Linked DNA regions of Homo sapiens: regions 1 and 3 are each linked to region 2. Evidence: chromatin contacts called from ENCODE Hi-C or POLR2A ChIA-PET data. All regions are on one chromosome and are shown on one strand. Each heading gives the region's core, a stretch centred on a gene start or an enhancer-like site at or near the end of the contact. The rest is flanking DNA. Distances are from core to core; before and after follow the strand shown.

Region 1 (3,494 bases), core at 560-3,059, 1.1 Mb after region 2:
ATCCCAACAGGAGCAGCATTGATCACGGGCAATGCAAGCCCAGTGCCCCTCGGAGAAGTTTCTTCTCTATTTGCTGTTTTAAATCCTCGCTACAAGGGTGGTCAGAGAACCAGCAGCACTGGTCCGGCTTGGGAGCTAGTTAGGAATGCAGAAACTCAGGTCTCACCCCAGACTTTCTGAATCAGGGTCTGCATTTTGTGGAATTCCATGGGGGATTCTTATGCACATTAAACTGTGGAAAGCAAAAGATTAAAACTGGTAAAACTTGGCCAGGCGCAGTGGCTCATGCCTGTAATCCCAGCACCTTGGGAGGCCAAGACGGGCAGATCACCTGAGGTCAGGAGTTCGAGACCAGCCTGGCCAACACGGTGAAACCCCATCTCTACTAAAAACACAAAAATTACTTGGGCGTCGTGGTGTGTGCCTGTAGTCCCAGTGCCTGTAGTCCCAGCTACTCGGGAGGCTGAGGCAGGAGTAATCGCTTGAACCCGGGAGGCGGAGGTTGCAGTGAGCCGAGATCGCGCCACTGCACTCCAGTCCGGGTGACAGAGCAAGGCTCTGTCTCAAAAAAAAATAAAAATAAATAAATAAATAAAACTGGTAAAACTTCTACAATACCAAGAGCTTAGAAAATGAGTTCTCCTGCCCCATGTGGGATTGGCAAGAGCAAAGAAGAGTCCCAAAAGAACAGAAAGTTTTCTGCAGAGTCTCAAGAGAAGAAAAAGTTTCTGGCAGAGTCCCAAGAGAACAAGAAGTTTTCTCTAACCGGCAGACCAGTAACAACTTTAGGACACAGCATCTCCATCACAGCTTACACAATGGGGCTCAGAATTCCTCACGATGGGGATATTAATTCCATCAACCCTGATTCGTTAGCAGCAGGGAGAATCATTCTCTGACCGTTCCAACTTTTAACATGCCAACAGCCTGTAGACTTGTACACACCTGCCACAGCAGCACATGGGCATTCCCGGCTGATTGATACAGGTTTGTTTTCTTTATTTCCTTTCTCCCCCTTTTAAACCTGTTGTTCCGCTTCCAAGAGTCAGTTCAAGAGGCTGGTGAAGTTGCAGAAGTGGAAACAGCACTAGGGCTGCTGGGCCTTAGTGGAGCTGCACACACATGCCCTAACTCCACGAGGGGGAATCCAGCAGAAGGATTCAGGTCTGGGCGGAGAGGACTGTGGAAAAGTTCTCTAATGCCTCGCTACTCAAAGCGTGGTCCGCGGACCACCCAACCTGGGAATTAGTTAGAAATGCACACTGTCACGCCCCACCCAGACCTGCTGCAAGTTAACCAGATTCCCAGTCAAGTTCCAGAGGTCCAGCTAACAGCCAGAGCAAGTGGGAGGGGCCTGGGAGCAGCTGGATTTGTAGCTGCCTCTGCTCCCAGGAATCCCGGGTACCCCCACACACCGCCTAGGAAGGGACGAACGAAGAGGATTTGGGTTAGGACTGTAAAAGGAAGGCATGTCATTGCCTTCCAGATCACCCTGGAGAGGGACATAGCCGGGGTCCGGGGACTTCCTTCCCACCGCCCCTCACCCTCCCACCCCGCCCCGACACCTGCCAAAGCCTCCAATTTCTCCTCCAAACCCCTCCTCTCTCCAGGCGTACCCCCTTCCAAGCTCCAGGTGGCTGCCCTTCCAAGTCCCACACTCTTGTCCTGATGGCCTCCGACCCCGGGCCTCGAGCCCAACCAAAGGCACCGAAGGAGAGAAAAGCCAACTCACTAGGGTGCCCTCTCCAGCCCCCACTGCACTTCCATCAGCCCCCGCTGCCACTCTCTCGCCGGCTCCACTCCCGCAGTCACTTCCTGCTTCCCTCCCGCACACGTGGCCCTCCCGCCTCCGGGCCCCGCCCCCTTGGCCGCAACTGGCAACTCCCGCCTGAAGAATAGATTCTCTGGTTCACAGCCGTCTGCAGGCTCAGGAACAGATCTGGGCGGGCAGAACAGAGCCCTGAGGCCAAGAGCCCAGCAGTCTGCGAGTGACTGCAGCCCTAAGGGAAGCTACAAACACCCAAGGAAAGAGCCCTTTGTAACACCCCTGATGTTACTTATGCTTCTACACCTTTGGCAGCCAGGTCCATGCCACTGGGTGCGCAGCAGAGCAGGATGTGCTGTGTGTGTGTTGCGGGAGAGGCTGGGGGCGGGTAATGTGATGGCATCGGCATCATTCTCCAGTCAATGACCCTCAAAAGAATCACTGGAGGGGGTCAAACACAAAATGCCAGCACCCCCAGAGGCTCTGGTTCCGTCATTCTGGGTGGGGCTGACATTTTGGGATTTTTTTGTTTTTGCTTTTGTTTTTTTGAGATGGAGTCTCGCTCTTTCGCCCAGGCTGGAGTGCCGTGGCCCAATCTCGGGTGATTGCAGCCTCTGCCTCCTATGTTCAAGCGATTCTCCTGCTTCAGCCTCCCGAGTAGCTGGGATCACAGGTGCATGCTGCCAAGCCCCGCTAATTTTTGTTTTTTTTTTTTTTTTTTTTTTTTTTTAGTAGGGACGGGGTTTCACCACGTTGCCCAGGCTGGCCTCGAACCCCTGACCTCAAATGATCCACTCGTGTGGGCCTCCCAAAGTGCTGGATTATAGGCATGAGCCACCGCGCCTGGCCTGAGATCTTGTTTTGAGCTAGGAGTTGCTGATGCTGCTGTCCTGGGACCACCCTTTGAAAAGCACTGCCCTAGGTCAAAGGCTTTGATCTGCAGGATTTCTGTGAAAAGACCAGAGGATAGGATTGACTAGATTTAGCCAAAAACAAAACAAAATAAATAAATAGATAGAAACAAGATGCCTGGGCTGGGCGCTGTGGCTCACGCCTATAATCCCAGCACTTTGGGAGGCCGAGGCGGGCAGATCACAACGTCTGGAGATCGAGACCATCCTGGCTAATACGGTGAAACCCCGTCTCTACTAAAAATACAAAAAATTAGCTGGGCGTGGTGGCAGGCGCCTGTAGTCCCAGCTACTCGGGAGTCTGAGGCAGGAGAATGGCGTGAACCCGAGAGGCCGAGCTTGCAGTGAGCCAAGATCACGCCACTGCACTCCAGCCTGGGCAACAGAGCAAAACTCCATCTCAAAAAAAAAAAAAAAAGCCTGATTAAATTTGAATTTCAGAAAAATAACGTCATTTATTACTATAAATATGCCCCGGGCAATGTGTGGGACATACTTATGTTACAGGCATATTTGTTGTTGATCTGAAACTGAAACCCAGCTGAGTGTCCTGTGTTTTATTTGACAACATATCAGAGCGTGACCTGAGCAGAAAAGCTACCCGTGGTCTCGATGGCCATAGCCCAAAGGGTCCAATAACAGGCCTCTTTCTTCCAGTGGAACTAGGTTGTTCACACTGACGGTCGCACCATATACCAAGCACTCCATGGGGAGGAGAAGACAGCCTGGCCACTGGAGGGTGGTCTTTGCCCTTAAAAGACCCCCAACTTGGAAGAGTCAAATCAGCCATTGCAATTCCACATAAGAGAGTATGTACA
Region 2 (3,885 bases), core at 237-2,736:
GAAAGAATGAAAAAGCCATACCTCTTTTACAATAAATTTGCATAGACGAATGAAAAATTAAAAGACTGTCAGAGACAGGTACAGCACAAATTGCCCCCACCTCAACTAGCCATCCCTTCAACTCCAACCCCTCCCACCACAGAAGATGATTAGGGTTTTTTAGGAAAAAAAGAGAAGCTGTACAGCAATGACACACCCCAAAGACAGCACACTAAGATTCCTTTGCTTTATATTGTTTATAATGTTTAACCTCTCTGGTGGCCACCAGTTCTTAAAAGCTCCTAAGCATTTTCACAGAAAATATAAGAGGAAAACCAGCAATAGTAACAACGTCAATGGTGCCGGCAGACACAGAAAGACTCAGAAAAATATGGAGGCTCTAGGATGCCTGATAACAAGTCTCATTTCCTAAAATGAGATCTGGGGACTGGAGAAAGTGTTATCAACCAAGACAAGGAATAGGATAGACATCAGAAGTGCCCAATTCCAACACATTTTCTGAGACTCCTTTCCTAGGCAAACCTGATGAATGTGCAGACATAAATAGATAGTCCTACCATAAATTGATCTCTTTTTATCCTAAGTAATCAAGGTCCAGTCATTTCCCTCAAGCTGGGCTTCTATTGCTCTCTCTGGAGATTCAGCATAAACATGTCCTTGAAGTTTTGCTCAGGTAGATGAAGGTGGCAGAAAGCATGCAGCTACTGGGGTTAGTGGCTGTCCCCTGATTAAGTGCAAAGGTGGAGACCCATAGTTTATCCCCAGAAAGTTTCCATGCTTTCCCCTGGCATTTTCTCTCAAGCTTTTACAAGCCTTGTTCAGGGAGTGGAAACTCATTTTAAAGGTAGTTTAGACCCACCCTTCCCTTAAGGGAAATTTCTATGCAGGGGGAAAGCAAGCAAAACAAAACAAAAGTTACACTTCAAAGCCTTACAAGATAACCACAGGGAGAAGGCTAAGTCCTCCCAGTTACTCAGCCCTCCCCTGTGCTAATTGCAGGAGGTAGAGCCTGACTGTATTATTATTTGCATACTTGATCAGAAGAAGGGCCACAGAAGGAGGTCTAGAAGCTCAGCTGGTGTTTGACTGACATCTTTTAGGACTTGGACCCCACCGCCCACCCCCGCAACCAACACCACCACCAGTCCAGGACCTGATGTAATATTGCCACAGACTGATTCCCGTTGCCTTTGATATGCAACCTGTGCCTACAGTCAGCTCTCAGGGCTAAAGAAAACAGTCAGCTCCTGCGGCATCTGATTTGCCTCCTGCCCTCGCTGCTGTTAATCTGCAACACGCCACAGCCTCTAGATCGCTGCCGTTCAGAGTCGGATGTCATGGGGGCGACTGGCAGGGGTTCTTTCTTCTTTCGGTTTGATACATCCTTCCTTCCGCTGCTCCTCGCAATCAACCGCTAGGGGAAGGAGGGAAGCAGGCAGGAGGGAGAGCGGGAGACTTCCGGAAATCCCTTTCCTCCCTTCCCTTCACAGGTTGCCCCATAGTGACCCTGGAGACTCCCGCCTGCCCCCAGTGAAGGAATTGGTTACTCTCCCAGAGCCCTCCCGGGCATCGCCCCCTTCCTCACTTCCTCCTCTTCCTGCCCCCAGCCTCTACCCCTCCAGCCTCCTGTGGCTTCACAGGCAAGTGCCGCATCCCAGGAAGAAGGAGTTGGAGCTCCGTGATGGTGAGCTTTCAGACTTCCCCCTACAACCTCCGCCTCCCCAAAGGCACAGAGGCAAGCAGTGGCTTCCCTGGTATCATTTGTGGATCTAGGAGCATGAGGGAGCTATCGAAGACGGCATGTAGCCTGTTCTTCTTTCTCTTAGTAAACAATAATATCTAAATGTGCTAGAGGGAAAATACTTTTTAATTTATACTTTAAAACTGGTTTAGATTTTGAATGTATAGTCTGTTTTCCTGGAGTCCAATTGTAACATGAACCCCAAACCTAGGAGTTCTGTTTTTATACATCAGGAAGGGGACCAACCCACTCACCCATCCACCCATCTTTCAACTCACCCACCCACTCTTGTTTATAACTGCATAGTGGTTTATTTTGCCAGCACTAAACTATGCAGCTTGTTTCCCCTTTGCCAGCCTCTGCAGACAGAAAGCAAAGGCTGATCATTCTCAATTGACATGTGCACCCCTACTCTGAAGCTACAGCTGGATGACACCTCAGACAAATGCACTCATACATAAAAGTTTTTCTGCATGTTTTCGTTTTTGATTCTTTTATTGGAAGCATTTTTATGGCTGGGAGGTAGGTGCACATCCATTACAGTGAGGGGTCAGATATTAGAATACTTACGGTGCTTATAATTTTAATAGGATCACCCCCCTCATCCCTCATTGCCAATCAATTTCACTCTGTTTCAGGGTCACAGATCATACCCCTAATCCTGGCCAGTTGTCTCACCAATGTGTGTCACAAGCGGCCTGGGGCAAGAAAGTATAGATGACCCAGCATAACCGTTGCTTCTATTGCAAAGGGTACATCCTACAAAGAGCAGAACACGATTAGAGGCAGGCATAATTGCAGGCACTAAATTAGCATGGGTCTCTCAGCCAGGGGCTAATCTAAGCCAGACCTCACGTCATGGCAGGCCATGAGTACATCGCAATTACAATTCAAAAGAAAAGAGAAAAATCACCCTTGATTCTCAAATGTTTATTTTTAACACGGCAGATACTTAGCAATTATATCAGAGGCTGAGGCATCTGGAGTAAGCAAGAAAGGTGATTTGGGTTAATAATCTTTGAAAGGCTAAAGGATTTTCAATGTATGTATAAGACTGAGCCCTGTGCATGCTCCCCATTCTCTCCCTGACATCAGCCACATCCACCCCACCTCTGCCGCTACACGTTGGTGCTACCCAAGGTCTCCATTCACGCACTGTCCCTCTGCATCTCATGCTTCATCCGGGCCCTCCTCTGACCTGACCTTACCTGGCTGACTTAGTGCCCCAATTCTCTAAAACATGGAGAGATGGAACTGGTAGCTTGAACCCTCCCAGTTCCATCTCTTCCCTTTGTAAGTTTTCCCGGTGCCCTTGGGCCCCATGTTTCTAGACTATGCCCTAACACAGAGCCTTTAAAGCTTACTTCCACATGAAGGCAGAAATCAATCTTGGGCAGCCAAAACACATATGCTTTCTCAGTGGTAGGCTTAGGAGTGATTTTTTTTCTCTACAATCAACATGTATTAATTTTACATTCAAAAATTGTGTGTGCGTCTGTGTTTATTCGGTTTCAAAATCCAGTATACAACAAACTTTGCTTCTCCTGGCTTTTTAAACTCTTTTCACATGCCATAGTCCTGGTTCACCAGTGCAATTAATTTGCCTTTGAATTTGCCACTGGGATTCTTTTTGGTCGGCGGGGGGCTGTAGGTCGGGGTCAGAGTCTTGCTCTGTCACCCAGGCTGGAGTGCAGTGGCATGATCATAGCTCACTGTAGCCTCAAACTCTCAAGTTCAAGCAATCCTCCCACCTCAGCCTCCTGAGTGGCTGAAATTACAGGCACAAGCTACCATGCCTAACTAAGTTTTTAATTTTTTTGTATTGACAGGGTCTTGCTATGTTGCCCAGGCTGGTCTCAAACTTGTGGCCTCAAGTGTTCCTCCTGCCTCAGCCTCCCAAAGCACTGAGATTACCCTGCGTTTTTGTTTTTGTTTGCTTTTTTATTAATCAAAGTAGAAATCACAGACCCATTGTATTTCTACAGGTGAAATCATTACAATGTTGCCAGGGATTAATTTCTATGAGTGGATGAGAGGTCTCTTTTTCACAGTTTTCTTTTTGTCAGGGGACTACTGCCCTGATAAAACTTAGGCCTTCCCTGGCTAGGACATAGTAACCCTTCCAGCCATATTATAATGAATTT
Region 3 (4,033 bases), core at 848-3,347, 1.1 Mb after region 2:
CTTAAAAGGGTTAGCTTTCCACCACACCAGCAAAGACCCTCAGGACACACGATTCATATTCCCAGCTGAGCATCTACCCGGAGGTAAGCAGACGCTCAGGCACCTGGGCCGTCCTTGCCCTAATCCCTCCAGTGGTGTCCACACTGAGTCCTGCAGCACTGGTAGAAGGTGGTCTTCGGCTCATCTGCAGAGTGGGTCTGAAGCTACATGTAGTAAGCACAAGGAGGTTCTCATTGAGGACATGGCTCTGCAGTAGAGTCAACATCCTCCCAGGCAGCTGCTCCCCCAAGCCCATCATCCACTTCTTTCAGCTTTGAGTACTTCCAATTTGTTACCTTGTGGGTGAAGTGCACACAGAGGCACGTGTTGCAGGCGAGGGAGTGGCAGCGGCAGCGCTGTCCCTCCTCCACGATCAGCCCATCCCTGCAGCCAGGGTAGAACAGCAGCATCATCTCGGACTCTGCTGGCTCCAGTTATTATTTTTTTTAATGAAACGTAAATCTGGTATTAACAGTTTGAGAACTTTTAGGAAAGGAATTTGAGGGCAGAGTGGGCACTTCCTGGCTCTTCCTTCTTTTCCTGGAAACCAGTCAGATTACTGGTTTTAAACTGGAGGTGGCAACAGGCATTGTAGCAACTGTGTGGCCAGAGGATGCCGAGTTCCCCTGAGCACAATTCCACGATGCCCTCCTGATATTACTATTACCTCTCTGCCTCTCCCTCTTCCCACTGACGGTGAGCAGACACAGCCCTCTTCCAGTGAGCTAGCCACCCCAGCCCTTCCACTTGCATACACATGTCTAAAAGAGATGCTGGCTCCCAGATTGACTCCTGGAACTTAAGGCAATTGCAGCTCAATTTCCATCTCACCCTGAGCTCCAGGATGCCAAGATTTAAGCCCTATCATGACCAACGTCTCAGAGAGAGATGGAAACTCCTGATCCCCATCTCACAGTGGGTACCCCAAGATACAGCTTGGCCCAGATAGAAGAGAGAGCTGGCTGCTGCTGTACCTGGTGGTTGCTTTTCCATGTCACTCATCTATCTCTAAGGCTCACCCCACCTGCCACACAGCTTCTGGACTTTTACTTTTCCCTGGTGAATTGGAAATCAGATAATAGGATGGACAAATCAAGGCAGCTCAGCTCACAGAGAAAGCTAGTTGGGGTTTGCTTTCTGTTTTCACATCCTCTAAAACTGTACTGAGGATGGTGTGTGTGTGTGTGTGTGTGTGTGTGTGTGTGTATACCTATGTACTTGGAGGAGGGTGAGGAAGGGGAGGCTGCAGGATTGATTATGACTTATTAAACTATTGGAAAAGAGGCTGAATCATCACAGTCAAAAATAAACAGCTGCAACTCCATGCGACTCCCACTTCTTGCCTGCTCCCCTTTGCTCCCTCACAGCATGTAGGAGAGACTGTGCTGGGTCAGACCAGCAGGTGCTGACTGACGTGGCTACAGCAAGGGGACCACCTGTATGGCCGCTGCACCTCCAAGCTGTGGGACGCAGGGACAGCTGGGACCAGTCGACGTCCACTGGCCCTCTGATGGCTCCTAGGACTGAATCTTGGACTCCAGGTGCGGGTTTACACTCCCTGCGCTCATTGGGAACTGCATGGAGAAGCGCTATCCCCTGAGCCCTTTTTCTCCCTACTCTTAGCCTGGCCCTGCGCCCTGCGCCCGGGGCTGGCCCACGGTAAACACAGCTTTGCTAACTTGTTTGGCTAAGGAAATCACAGAGGTCCCGGTATAAGTCTGGGTCACCCCGGCCGCCACTCCAGCTGCCTAGAATATATGGGTGGAAGGGAATCGACTCTGTGAAATCAGAGGGAAAATAGCGCTTGTCCTTGCCATGAGTCTTGAGGAGACCGAAAACGCTTAACCTTTTACGCCCCCGCAGGCGGGTCCCCTCTCTCCCCGCTCCCCGGCTGTCTGTAAGCTCTGCCTGCGGCCACCCGCAGGCGTTTCAGCCGGTCTCACCCCTGTCCTTCTGCAGGACCCGGGAGGAGGGGTTGGGGGGGCGGAGCGAAGCCGCTGTGACGTAGCGGGAGGGGGGCGTGGGGAAATGTGCCGAGGGGCCCGGGCTGGCTGGGCCAGTCCCAGCGGCGCAGCCACCCATGCGCGCGCGCTCGCAAGACCACCAGCGCCCAGAGCCCCAGTCTGAGGCTTGGCGCCGGGGGTCTGCGGGCGAGGGGAGCTCTCTACGTGCGAGGGGCTAGCGGGAGCCGGCACAAGAGGGTCGAGGAGCCAGGAACCCCAAACGTCCGGCGCCAGGCGCTAGCCAAGCTGCTGCGCGCCCCGGCGCCCAGCTGGCTCGGGGACAGCCGCTGGGTGTCGGAGACCGGAGCTAGCGGATTGCAGCGGAAAAGCAAAGGTGAGGGGTGTGTGTGTGTGTGTGTGTGTGTGTGTGTGTGTGTGTGTGATAAGAGAGATGGAGGGAGCGAGAAGCGCACTTGGGCACCTGTGTGCATCTGCGCTGATGGTGGTGTGCCCATCCGAGTGCCTGAGCTTAGGTCCCGGTGCGTGATTCTCCGCTCTTGTGCCTTTTGGGGTGATTGTAGTAGGAATGAACGACAACGGGTACCCTTGCCTGAGTAAGGGGGCTGTGGGTAGAGTGTGCTGGAACGGACGTGTCCTCGCAGCCTCATGCCCGTGTGCGTGGCGTGTGCCCTTTAGCCCGAGATTTCAGGTAGCTGCGACGGGTGACAACTTCTCTCCCAGCCCCCTACAAAAGAGACCTGGCGCGAGGGGAGCGAGGCCGTGAGATGCCAGCTGGGGCTCCTGCGGGAGCGCACCCGGAGATCCGAGCCTGCCAGAGGCAGGCGGCGGGCGCAGAGCGGAGAAAGAGGGGCTTCTCTCCCTAGACGCTGAACGATCTAGGATCCGTCCCCGTCCCCCACCTCGGGACAGAAAGGACAGTTTGTCTAGGTTTGGAGAGAAAAAACCACTGCATAGGCCGTGCCCAAAAGCCGCTGGCCAAGTCCCCCAAGCGACTGTCTTCTGCGCCCCGATGTCTCTGTCCTCAGCGCCCCCCCCCCACACCCGGCACCCCTGCTGTGCGTTTCGATACTGGGCGTGCTGGCGCCACAATCTCCGCTCTTGCCTCGTCTTCCTGGAAATGGCACAGAGTTCTTTGGGAAACCCTTGCTCTGAGGATCAGCGAGTTGGATGGCCAGGAGGAGGACTTTCTGTGCCAGCCGGGAGCAACCGGCTCCGCGGTCCTGACACTCGCCCCTCCATTTCTCAACCCCGTAGGCCAGCACCGCCCCGGCTTTTCCCAGGCGCTCACGCGCCGCGGTGGCCCTCAGGGGCTTTTGTCACCCTGCCAGTGGGGGCTCTCGCTCTAGCCGCACAGAGACCAAGCCGGGTTCTGCAGGCCCTGAGGGAGGCGGGGGGTGGGAAGTGAATGCGGGAAACATGATGGGGAGAGGAGAAACTGAAGCTGAGTAGGATTTAGGACCTCCCCTGATGTCGGGTCGCCATCCCAACACTCATTTCTTGGGCTGGTAATCACAGCCCCTATGTAAAAGGGGGGCGGGGGGGGCAGGTGCGTGAGACCATTCTCACCCTCCTCTCTACAGAGCCTGGACATGGTTCAGAGGAAACCAACCACTAGCCATTTCCAGCATCTAACAATTCTTGGGCTGGAAAAACAAAGAATGCAGAAAACGAAACTTCCTTGTACATTTAATTTAACCACAATTCATCTAGAATTGTCTGCCTGGCATTGGAATATTCTTTCTCTGAAACAAAAATGAAACAGAAGTCTCTGGAAGACCTTAAGCGGCTGACTTCTTTGTTAAATAAGACTCCCCATGATTTAAGCTCATTTCTTGCTTAGAGGAGCCTTCCCACTCTCAGCCGGCTCCCCAGCCTCCCACCTCCACCACCTTCACCAAGACTCTGAACCCTGTCTGTTGCTACCATTAAGCAATTCTGTCCTGTTGACTCAAACTCCAGTTAAAATGACCGAGTTAGGGCTGGAAAGCAACACTCAACCCTCTCTCATACTCCCTGCACCATCATCGTTC

Evidence for each region. Hi-C counts contacts between places; a loop is a spot of excess contacts on that map. ChIA-PET counts read pairs that join two places held with the same protein, here RNA polymerase II (POLR2A). Pooled maps may share reads with other maps.
Region 1: a loop to region 2 is called in a pooled map, with 5 times the contacts of the local background. The contact joins the promoter of SLC39A11 here to the promoter of LINC01152 in region 2. A Hi-C loop is called at or near these places in 1 of 37 single-sample maps with no recorded cell type and 2 of 50 pooled maps. POLR2A ChIA-PET finds 5 or more read pairs at or near these places in 1 of 52 experiments (WTC11).
Region 3: a map with no recorded cell type shows a loop between it and region 2 (8-fold over the local background). The contact joins the promoter of SSTR2 here to the promoter of LINC01152 in region 2. A Hi-C loop is called at or near these places in 6 of 37 single-sample maps with no recorded cell type and 2 of 50 pooled maps.

Annotation. Positions count from the first base shown.
Region 1 is chr17:73,090,879-73,094,372 of GRCh38, forward strand. It overlaps SLC39A11 (solute carrier family 39 member 11), which reads right to left and starts at 1,810. Exons shown (of 10, transcript NM_139177.4): 1 at 1,733-1,810. RefSeq lists a silencer at 739-970.
Region 2 is chr17:72,029,168-72,033,052 of GRCh38, forward strand. It overlaps LINC01152 (long intergenic non-protein coding RNA 1152), which reads left to right and starts at 1,487. Exons shown (of 3, transcript NR_110132.1): 1 at 1,487-1,684. RefSeq lists an enhancer at 612-1,382.
Region 3 is chr17:73,162,913-73,166,945 of GRCh38, forward strand. It overlaps SSTR2 (somatostatin receptor 2), which reads left to right and starts at 2,098. Exons shown (of 2, transcript NM_001050.3): 1 at 2,098-2,376. It also overlaps the pseudogene POLR3KP2. RefSeq lists an enhancer at 1,223-1,472 and a silencer at 2,013-2,352.